Linked DNA regions of Homo sapiens: region 1 is linked to region 2. A link is an interaction called in ENCODE POLR2A ChIA-PET data of the cell type or tissue named here. Cell type or tissue: GM12878. All regions are shown on one strand. Region 1 overlaps ARMH3 (armadillo like helical domain containing 3). Region 2 overlaps ARMH3 (armadillo like helical domain containing 3).

Region 1 (5,000 bases), 84 kb before region 2:
ACCTGGCTAATTTTTGGTTTGGGTTTTTTTTTTTTTTTTTTTTTTTTTTTTTGAGACAGGCTGGAGTGCAATGGTGTGATCTTGGCTCACTGCAACCTCTGCCTCCCGGGTTCAAGCAATTCTTCTGCCTCAGCCTCCCAAGTAGCTGGGATTACAGGCGCCCGCCACCACGCCTGGCTAATTTTTGTATTTTTAGTAGAGACAGGGCTCCACCAGGCTGGTCTCGAACTCCTGACTTCAGGTGATCGGCCAAAGTGCTGGGATTATACGTGTGAGCCCCTGCGCCCAGCCCACCCTAATTTTCAAATAGGAAGAGTTGAATACGATCCATCTGAGAATCCTGCCATCTTACACAGTGCCCCCAACACACACCCCACAAGGAACCTTTTTTGCAGAGCTGTTCCTAGCATTAATACACAATGAGAACTTTCCCAGAATTTTTTCTATCCTGCTTTGAATTCAGGAGGAGGGAAAAAAGGTAGCAGCAAATTGTGTTGCCATGTAGCAGTAGAATGAATAATGGATATGAGAACTTCTCCAGGACTAAAACCTGTCCCCCACATTAAGGTAAACCAGGTGCAGAGAGGAACAAGCCAACCACAGGAAGACACAATTAAGTGGTAGCTCAGGCCTCTGCCTCAAAAAAGGAGAGGGGAGGCTTAATTATAAAACCAAGTGAATGACATTTAAATAAGATTAAAAACAGGAAAGAGACAGCCTCCAGGAGAGCACAAACTAATATCTCCAAAGAATCAGGTCAGAGAAAGCTGTCTATTTGAGCAGCTTTTACATGCTATGAAGACAAACAGCAAAGACAACACTCACCCAGACTTGATTTTGTGACCTGGCATGGAGCTAGGTTTAGGTACCACAGAACCCAAATCAAAACCTGTTCATTAGGAGAGATGGATAATTTCACAGTGACTAATAAAAGAATAATATTACCATCTCAGTTGCTTAGGAGAGAAGTCAAGAAACTCAAAGGACACGATGAAAATAGCACTAGTGTAACAAGCTCATGCCACCAAAACCCTGGAAGCACTATAAACTCTAGCCAATTCCAGCATCTCTGGACAAAATCACCAATTACCCAGGGACATTGCCAGCAATCAGCAGGCTCACTGTCAATCAGCAGAGTGGTGCAGGAGAGAATCTGAAGCCAACACCTGCCAGTAGAATAATTTAAAAATACTCAGCCAGATGCGGTGGCTCAAGCCTGTAATCCTAACACTTTGGGAGGCCAAGGTAGGTGGATCACAAGGTCAGGAGTTCAAGACCAGCCCGGCCAACATGGTAAAAGCCCGTCTCTACTAAAAATACAAAAATTAGCCAGGCATGGTGGTGTGCGCCTGTATTCCCAGCTACTCGGGAGGCTGAGGCAGGAGAATTGCTTGAACCAGGGAGGCAGAGGTTACGGTGAGCTGGGATCGCGCCACGGCACTCCAGCCTGGGCTACAGAGCAAGACTCAGTCGTGGGGGGAGCAGGGGGCGGGGAACAACTCTAGGTGGCTTTTCAGAATACAGGCATCTGTCTGGATGCAAGCCTAAGCACTTCACTGACACAGAGGCCAAAGAATCAAACAAGAAAATGAAATGGCTCTGGCTGTATGCTATCAGCCTCTCCAGGTGAACACAGCACACAAGTCAGTATGTCAACAGCCTGCACTGACTAAAGGCTCCACATTCCTCTAAATGAGTCAGAAATAGAACAAATCCTTTCTTTAAACGGAAATCTGCTTCCATCCTTACCATTTTCCTTGCAGTCAATGTGTATCTGCTAAAAAAAAAAAATAAATAAGGTTCTCAACCATCTTCCATTCCCCATTTTCTTGCAGACAATGCAAACCTCACAATTAGCACCCAGCCTCTTCTTTTTCATGAAAATGAGTTTCCACATGAAAGTTCCCAGATCCTAGACTTTGGGAAATGTAGGGTCCCTGTGCAGCTGCCTCTAACCAAGCATGCTCAGGAGCCACTGCCTTCTTCTAGGGCCCTATACCACCTGCTCCTTTCCCCCCACCGTTTCCTAAAGGAGTGATAGCCAAAATCACCCTTTAAGAAATCTAAAAGTCAATGAGACCATGTCTCAGTGGAGCCATCTGACACAGAACCAATAACTTTACTTTTTGCCAAAATGAGGTAGGACCAATAACAGACTTGTCTTGCTCCCTCGAGATCCAGAGAAGGATGATACCTTATGAAACCACATGACATGTCCCTTTGAAACTAATATAGGCAGAGTAACCAAAAGCACAGCTAATCCTTCCCTGGTCCCTTTTACTTGACAAAATGCTCATGGGCCTATGAGAGTTGACATTTTTCTGGATAGGAAGTGACTGCATGCACAGAGAAAAGAACAAAGTGATTTCTTGCTCTTTTGGGGGCTTTTACGTGGGAATCTTTTTCTCCCTGTAACAGGCTAAACCTGTTAGAGATTCTTATCTTTTGCTTCTGCCAAGTTTCTGAGGGGATGAGAGAAAGATTCAAAATAGTGTAAATTTTGGATTCAGCCAAATGTAGTGATTTGAAAGGGAAAAAAGCTTCCTGGCATTCCTTTTTAGTCCTTGGGCTTTCTATACTGCTGTAGACAATATTTCATAACTACATTATAGAACCAGAAAGATACCTTCTAATGCCCCTGAATTAGAACATTCTAATTTTGAGAGGAATTGATCACCCATAGAGGAAAAGAGGCTCTCTATTTTTGCATATGGAAGCTAAAGCAGTCTTAATTAGGCACATCAGCCTAGAATATATCTTGTGACATATTTGCCTAAATCAGAGAAAATTTAGCAGAATGAGGAAGAGCAATTTTAAAAACAAGATAGAAATAGCAGCTGCCAAAATTCCCCTTCCCATCTACTCTAGTTTTTACTGCTATGTTCTTTCCCGCCTGGATACTCTCTTCAAAACTAAAAGAAGCAATGTTGTAGAGTTATATAAGATGTCATCACTGGAGGAAGCTGGGTGAAGGGTACATGAAACTCTATATACTATTTTTGCAACTTCCTGTAAGTCTATAATTACATCAAAATTAAAAGTTTAAAAAAGAAACTAAACTAAAAGAAGCACACAATGAAAAGTTCAAAGCATAGTTTCTCAAAATCAAGAGGGGCTGCTGAACTATCAAAGCTACATCTACACAAGAACTGCCAGATAAATCTATGGCTTGAGTCAGCCTTTCTCTTGAAAAATTTCAGTCCTGTATGGCAACACTTAAAAGTAAAACAAGCTTCCAACGAAAGGCTCTCAATTGCCAGTCTTGAGATGTACCTAACCAAGAAGTCATAGGCCTCTGCCAGTAATAGGAGAGCCAGCTGGATCCAGAACGCTGTGATACTCCCTGGGTTTTCCATTTTTCCCAGTAGATATCTAAAAGGTCAGGCCATGTACAATTTCTTTTTCACAAAGCTGTGAATGCTTTGGATGTTACTTAGCACAGTGAAGCTGAACAGATTGTTCTGGGGGCTTAGGGGGCCTTTCTTCCTGCAGGCAAGCAAATGTTGCTTAGTGATCTGTGTCTGAGCATAGGAGTCAGGAACTCTAAGTTCTAATCATGACTCTGTTTAGCGTCTGGTTCCATGATCCTTAGCAAGTCACTTAACCCTTCTATATCTCTACTCCCTTCCCCAACAAATGGGGATAAAAATAACGACTTATCACCGGGATGTGGCAGAGTGAGAGGGTAACAACTGTGATCCATAGATAAATGTTGAATATAAAATGTCAGTATAAATCTGCCTTTAAAACAACCCATGTTTTCAGACGATGGAAAGTCATACTATTTAAATGCAGCCTGCCTCTCCAATGCCCCTTCTTCCTGCAGTGGAAGTAAAATAAGCTGACTCCATGAAGCTCTGTTCAAGTATTTCTCTCTCCAACAACTACACACTTCTCTCTGCACATCCTGCTCAATCTTTGCTTAATGGCTTAGAAACCATCAAAGTTTCCATTTTTACTTGGTTAAAAGCAATCCATGCACCTGTGGGTAAGGAAGAATGAGAAAAACAAAAGAAATTACTAACTACTCTCTCTCACATCAACAAATCAAATAAACTAAGGTGGATGGCTGGCCCTATCAAAGGTGATGATGTCAGCTCAACAGAAACATTAACAACATCCTACTGGGTTCTATTATTATTATTATTCGGCTCAAACACAACATTGTGCTGCTTTTGGAGAATGTTGATCCATCATTAATGAAAATCTTACATATCCATTCATCCATTTATTTGTTCATCCAAATGTTATCTGAGTTCCTATTAAAAAGCTAAGTAGGCCGGGTGCTGTGGCACATGCCTATAATCCCAACAATTTGGGAGGCCAAAGCAGGCAGATCACTTGAGTCCAGGACTTCAAGACCAGCCTGGGCAACATGATGAAACCCCATCTCTAAAAAAAAAAATACAAAAATAAGCCAGGCATGGTAGTACGCATCTGTAGTCCCAGCTACTTGGGCGGCTGAGGTGGGAGGATCCATTGGGCCCAGGAGGTCGCGACTACAATGAGCCATGATTGTGCCGCTGCACTCCAGCCTGGGCAAGACCCTGTCTCAAAAAATAAATAAATAGCCAAGCAGTCTGCTGGAGATGTAACAATGATTAAAAAACAGGCCCTGCCCTCCAGGAACTTTTTTGAGAGGAAATATAGATATTTAAACAAATCATTGTAAAAACATATGAAATTAGCTGGGGCATGGTGGCTTGCATCTATGGTCCCACCTGCTCAGGAGGCTGAGTTGGGAGGATCACTTGAGCCCAGGAGACAGAGGTTGCAGTGAGCTGAGACTGTGGCACTGCACTCCAGCCTGGGCAACAGAGTGAGACCGTCTCCAAAAAAAAAAAAAAAAAAAAAAGCAAACATAGCAAAACAATGTGATACACTAAAATAGGGGCCCAATATGCTATAGAAAACACTCCAAAAATAAGACATAGTGAACAAAATGGTCTATAGCCTCAAGAAGTGCAAAGGAGATTGCTAACCTAAAGTTCCCAGTAGGA
Region 2 (5,000 bases):
CCAGCCTGGCCAACATGGTAAAACCCCATCTCTACTAAATATACAAAAATTAGTCAGCGTGGTGGCACATGCCTGTAGTCCCAGCCACTTGGGATGCTGAGGCACGAGAATTGCTTGAACCTGGGAGGTAGAGGTTGCGCTGAGCTGAGATCACGCCACTGCACTCCAGCCTGGGTGACAGAACAAGACTCCATCTCAGAAAAAAAAAAAAAAAAAGGCCAGGCATGGTGGCTCACGCCTGTAATCTCAGCACTTTGGGAGGCCGAGGCAGATCACTTAAGAGTAAGAATTCAAGGCTGTCCTGGCCAACATGGTGAAACCCTGCCTCTACTAAAAATATAAAAATTAGCTGGGCATGGTGGCAAGCACCTGTAATCCCAGCTATTCAAGAGGCTGAGGCAGGAGAATCACTTGAACCCGGGAGAGGGAGGTTGCAGTGAGCAAAGATTGTGCCACTTGTACTCCACCCTGCTGGGCGACAGAGCAAGACTCTGTCTCAAAAAAAAAAAAAAAAAGAAAGAAAGAAAAGTCAAGTGGGCGCAGTGGCTCATGCCTGTAATATCAGCACTTTGGGAGGCCAAGGCCGGCGGATCATCTGAGGTCAAGAGTTCGAGACCAGCCTGGCCAACACTGTGAAACACCATCTCTACTAAAAATACAAAAAGTAGCTGGGTGTGGTGGAGGGGGTCTGTAATCCCAGCTACTCAGGAGGCTGAGGCAGGAGAATCACTTGAACCCAAGAGGCGGAAGTTGCAGTGAGCCAAGACTGGGCCACTGCACTACAGCCTGGGCAACAGAGGGAGACTCCATTTCGGAAAAAAAAAAAAAAGAAAAAGAAAAAGAAAGAAGTCAGTCAACTCAGGACATCACCTGACAAGCATCATCTCTATTTTCTAGAAGCTAGGACAGAACCAGACTGATTAAGGAAGCACACAAACCACTACAAGGCAGGGTCCATAGCTTGTGTGCTCTAGACAATGCTCCCCTCAGAATGGGTGTTCAGCCTATACCTGAAAATGGAAGTAACTCAGAGACTTTCCCAAGACTAAGAAGCAAATGGCAAAACCAGGACTATTCCCAGGTATCAGCCAGTCTGTACCTACTACAGGTCAACTAGCTTCACAAAAGACAATTTAATCTGGTCCCATCAGCATCTACTCAGTTTGCCTAATGTTACAAATGATCAATGAAGATGAGCTCTCGTTCATTTAAATAAACATGACCACCTTTGGTTCCCTTTCAAATTATCCTACACAAGAAGGAAGGCATTCCTCCTTCCGAAGGGGGAACCAGCTCCAAATTGACAGTATTTCAGGAAATTCTGATTAGAAACCACATTTTCTGACACATCCCAGAATGAAAATTCATGGTAAGATCTTCTCAATGAGCAGGAGATTCCTGTAAATTAATACTTTCTCCTGCTCCAGCCCTGAACTTATTCAAACGGCACACTGTCACTCATATCTTCTCATTTCTTCCCCTGCTCAATTATACAAGCCTCATGAACACCACCTAAATATAAAATGAAAATTATAAGATAAAGTCCCATAATCATCTTCTTCCCCCACTCCCCCGCCCCACCGAAAGACAGTCTCCCTCTGTTGCCCAAGCTGGAATGCAGTGGCACAATCACAGCTCACTGCAGCCTCAACCTCCTGGGCTTACACGACCCTCCCACCTCAGCCTCCTTAGTAGCTGGCACTACAGGCTCACACTGCCACACCCGGCTCATTTTTGTATTTTTTGTAGAGACAGGGTTTTGCTATCTTGCCCAGGCTAATCTTGAACTCTTGAGCTCAAGCAATCCACCAGCCTCGGCCTCCCAAAGTGCTGGGATTACAGGCATGAGACACCTTGCCTGACCCCATAATCTTCATAAAGGAAGCCCAAAAGGTACCTGCAATCTTGCAAAGTAAACTGATTTCCTGCTACTTGAATAACACTTATTAAGACCTTATAAATTACATAAGCATAGTGTAAGACAGAAAGGGACCAAAAAATTACTAAATTACAGTCCCTGCCTTGAGAAGCTCACTATTAAGTGGAGGAAGTGCATAATCTGCTACTTCCTTATAGACAAATAAAATAAACATTTTTTTTTCCCCAAGACTTTTTTCATATATGCCCTCACTCAAAGCTGGTGCCAATACATTAAGCTCACCAGGTCTCTCACTTCCAGCTGCCTACTAAGGTCTCCATCGGTACATCCTACAAGCAACCTGAGCTCGGCATACCAAACCATATCCCCTATGCCTCTTTCCATACCCTAACCTTTGGAAACCTGCTCTACTTTTTCTAATCCATATCCTGTCAATGAAATCCCCATACATCCACTCTCTCAAATTAGAAATCCTAGCCCACTCTCTTCCTAAGAAGTTGAATCAATCTCAGAAGTACAGTATTTCCAAAATCCCCTCCTCTTCATTCCCACAGCTACACTTTCTTCAGACTCTCAGTCAATTGCAACAACTCTAATTAGTCTCACTGCCTCATTCTTCATTACTTTAATCTGCATTTCTGTCACTCCCTAACTTAAAAAAAACTCCTCAGAAGCTAAAAAAAAAAAAAAAAAAAAAAAAAGAGAAAAAAATTCCAATGACTCCCCACTTTCTTTTCAGTCTCACCTCCTAGCAGTTTCCCCACCACACATCCTGTTTGGGACAAATTTCTGAGATTTAAAATAATTTTTTTTCCTCTCACATCCTCACCAAGCCTTTGCAAGTACTGTTCTCTCCAAATGAAATGCCTTTTCTTTTTCAGAGATGGGGTCTCGCCATGTTGAGCCAGCTCGTCTCAAACTCCTGGGCTCAGGCAATCTACCTGCCTAGGCCTCCCAAAGTGCTAGGATTACAGGTATAAGCCACCAGGCCGAGTAAAAATGCCTTTTCTTACTTGTGCAATCTCCTACTCATCCTTCAACACCCAACTCAAGTATCTCCCCCCTGCAAAGATTTCCCTGACTCTCCCAAGCAATGGCAGTATTCCCATTACACTGTATAAATTTTTTTTTTTTTTTTTGAGAGGGAGTCTCGCTCTGTCGCCCAGGCTGGAGTGCAGTGGCACCATCCCGGCTCACTGCAAGCTCCGCCTCCTGGGTTCATGCCATTCTCCTGCCTCAGCCTCCTAGTAGCTGGCACTACAGGCGCCCGCCACCACACCCGGCTAATTTTTTGTATTTTTAGTAGAGACGGGGTTTCACCATGTTAGCCAGGATGGTCTTGATCTCCTGACCTTGTGATCCGCCGGCCTCCGCCTCCCAAAGTTACATAGTAAGTGCTCAATAAATGTGTTGAATAAACAGTTCACCCTTATATATCCTGGATCAATTTTTGGCCATTTTCCCCAAATGTTACAGATTCCTAAACTGTGCTCAGTGTGAGATTCCAAATTTCATAATGACTGCTTTGAGGTTTTCACCTTGTTTTAATTATCCAAATGTTGAACAAGTCGGCTGGGGGCAGTGACTCACTCCTGTAATCCCAGCACTTTGGGAGGCTGAGACGGGTGGATCACGAGGTCAGGAGTTGGAGACCAGCCTGGCCAATATGGTGAAACTCCGTCATTACTAAAAACACAAAAATTAGCCAGGCATGGTGGTGCGCGCCTGTAGTCACAGCTACTCAGAAGGCTAAGGCAGAAGAATCGCTGGAACCCGAGAGACGGAGGTTGCAGTGAGCCAAGATCATGCCACTGCACTCCAGCCTGGGCGACAGAGCGAGACTCCGTCTCAAAAAAAAAAAAAAAAAGTTGAACAATAAATTGTAATACCTAAAAGTCCAATGAAAACACCTTAAAGGCTTCTCTAGTCACTGAAATGGGTATTCCCCCTTTACAGTCGTAACAAGAGGGATCCCTCTTTCCCTTGACTGTGATCTGATATCCTGAAAGTCTTCACACAGAAGCTATTGTGCACACAAATCCAACTTAAGGTACACCCAAAATAATTCCAATCCTGCTAAGTTACGGGCAGGGACACAAATCATATTTACCCTAGTTTACAAAGCAACTAAAGGATAGCAAAGAAAAAGCTCTCACTAAGCTCAAAACTTTTTCTGGCCGGGCGCAGTGGCTCACACCTGTAATCCGAACACTTTGGGAGATCGAGGTGGGTGAATCATCTGAGGTCAGAAGTTTGAGACCAGCCTGGCCAACATGGCGAAACCCTGTCTCTACTAAAAATACAAAAATTAGCCGGGCGTGGTAGCTCACGTCTGTAATCCCAGCTGCTTGGGGGGCTGACGGGGAAGAATCGCTCGAACCTGGAAGGCGGAGGTTGCAGTGAGCCGAGATCACGCCATTGCACTCCAGCCTGGGCAACGAGAGCGAAACTCCGTCTCAAAAAAACAAAAAACAAAACAAACAAACAAACAAAAAAAAAAAGGCCGGGCGCGGTGGCTCACGCCTTTAATCACAGCACTTTGGGAGGCCGAGGCGGGCGGATCACCTGAGGTTGGGAGTTCGAGACCAGCCTGACCAACATGGAGAAATCCCGTCTCTATCAAAAATATAAAATTAGCTGGGCGTGGTAGCGCAAGGCTGAGGCAGGAGAATCGCTTGAACCCCGGAGGCAGAGGTTGTGGTAAGCCGAGATCGGGCAACTGCACTCCAGACTGGGCGACAACAGCGAAACTCCATCTCAAAATAAATAAATAAATAAATAAATAAATAAAATAAAATAAAAAACTTTCTGGAGAGGAAGAACTGCGGAGGGTCGGATGATCCAGTGACATACATTTGGGTATGGCCCAAGTTTCTGCTTCCCCATTCGCCAGGGGCAGCACGCCTCAGCTTCTCCTTCTCCAGGGGACCAGGTTTCTCTCTACTTTTTCCTTCCCTATACCCTCCTGGGAACAGGTTCCTTTCCTGGGCTCTCGCCGAGTAACCCAAAGAAAACACAGTAGCTTCACTGATTCCGTGTGAAGAGTGGGTTAAAGCCTGTCAGAGCCTGGAGAGGGACAGGACTGGAGCCCTTCCGGGACACCTGAAGACTTCGCACAAAC

What was found. ChIA-PET counts read pairs that join two places held together with the same protein. Peaks named below come from ENCODE experiments on the same cell type or tissue, not always from the same donor. Only the 100,000 strongest peaks of a DNase experiment are listed, where the experiment ranks them.
Region 1: POLR2A ChIA-PET joins it to region 2 with 14 read pairs; 6 of 35 experiments call an interaction of 5 or more read pairs at or near these places.

Annotation. Positions count from the first base shown.
Region 1 is chr10:101,966,263-101,971,262 of GRCh38, forward strand. All of the region lies in intron 20 of ARMH3 (armadillo like helical domain containing 3), which reads right to left. Among named protein-coding and RNA genes, the nearest start is that of ARMH3, 87 kb to the right of the region's middle. In GM12878, no CTCF peak of the experiment used is centred here; a DNase peak (open chromatin) is centred at 2,939; H3K4me3 peaks cover 774 bases; H3K27ac peaks cover 4,729 bases.
Region 2 is chr10:102,050,660-102,055,659 of GRCh38, forward strand. All of the region lies in intron 1 of ARMH3 (armadillo like helical domain containing 3), which reads right to left. Among named protein-coding and RNA genes, the nearest start is that of ARMH3, 3.0 kb to the right of the region's middle. In GM12878, no CTCF peak of the experiment used is centred here; no DNase peak of the experiment used is centred here; H3K4me3 peaks cover 1,770 bases; H3K27ac peaks cover 282 bases.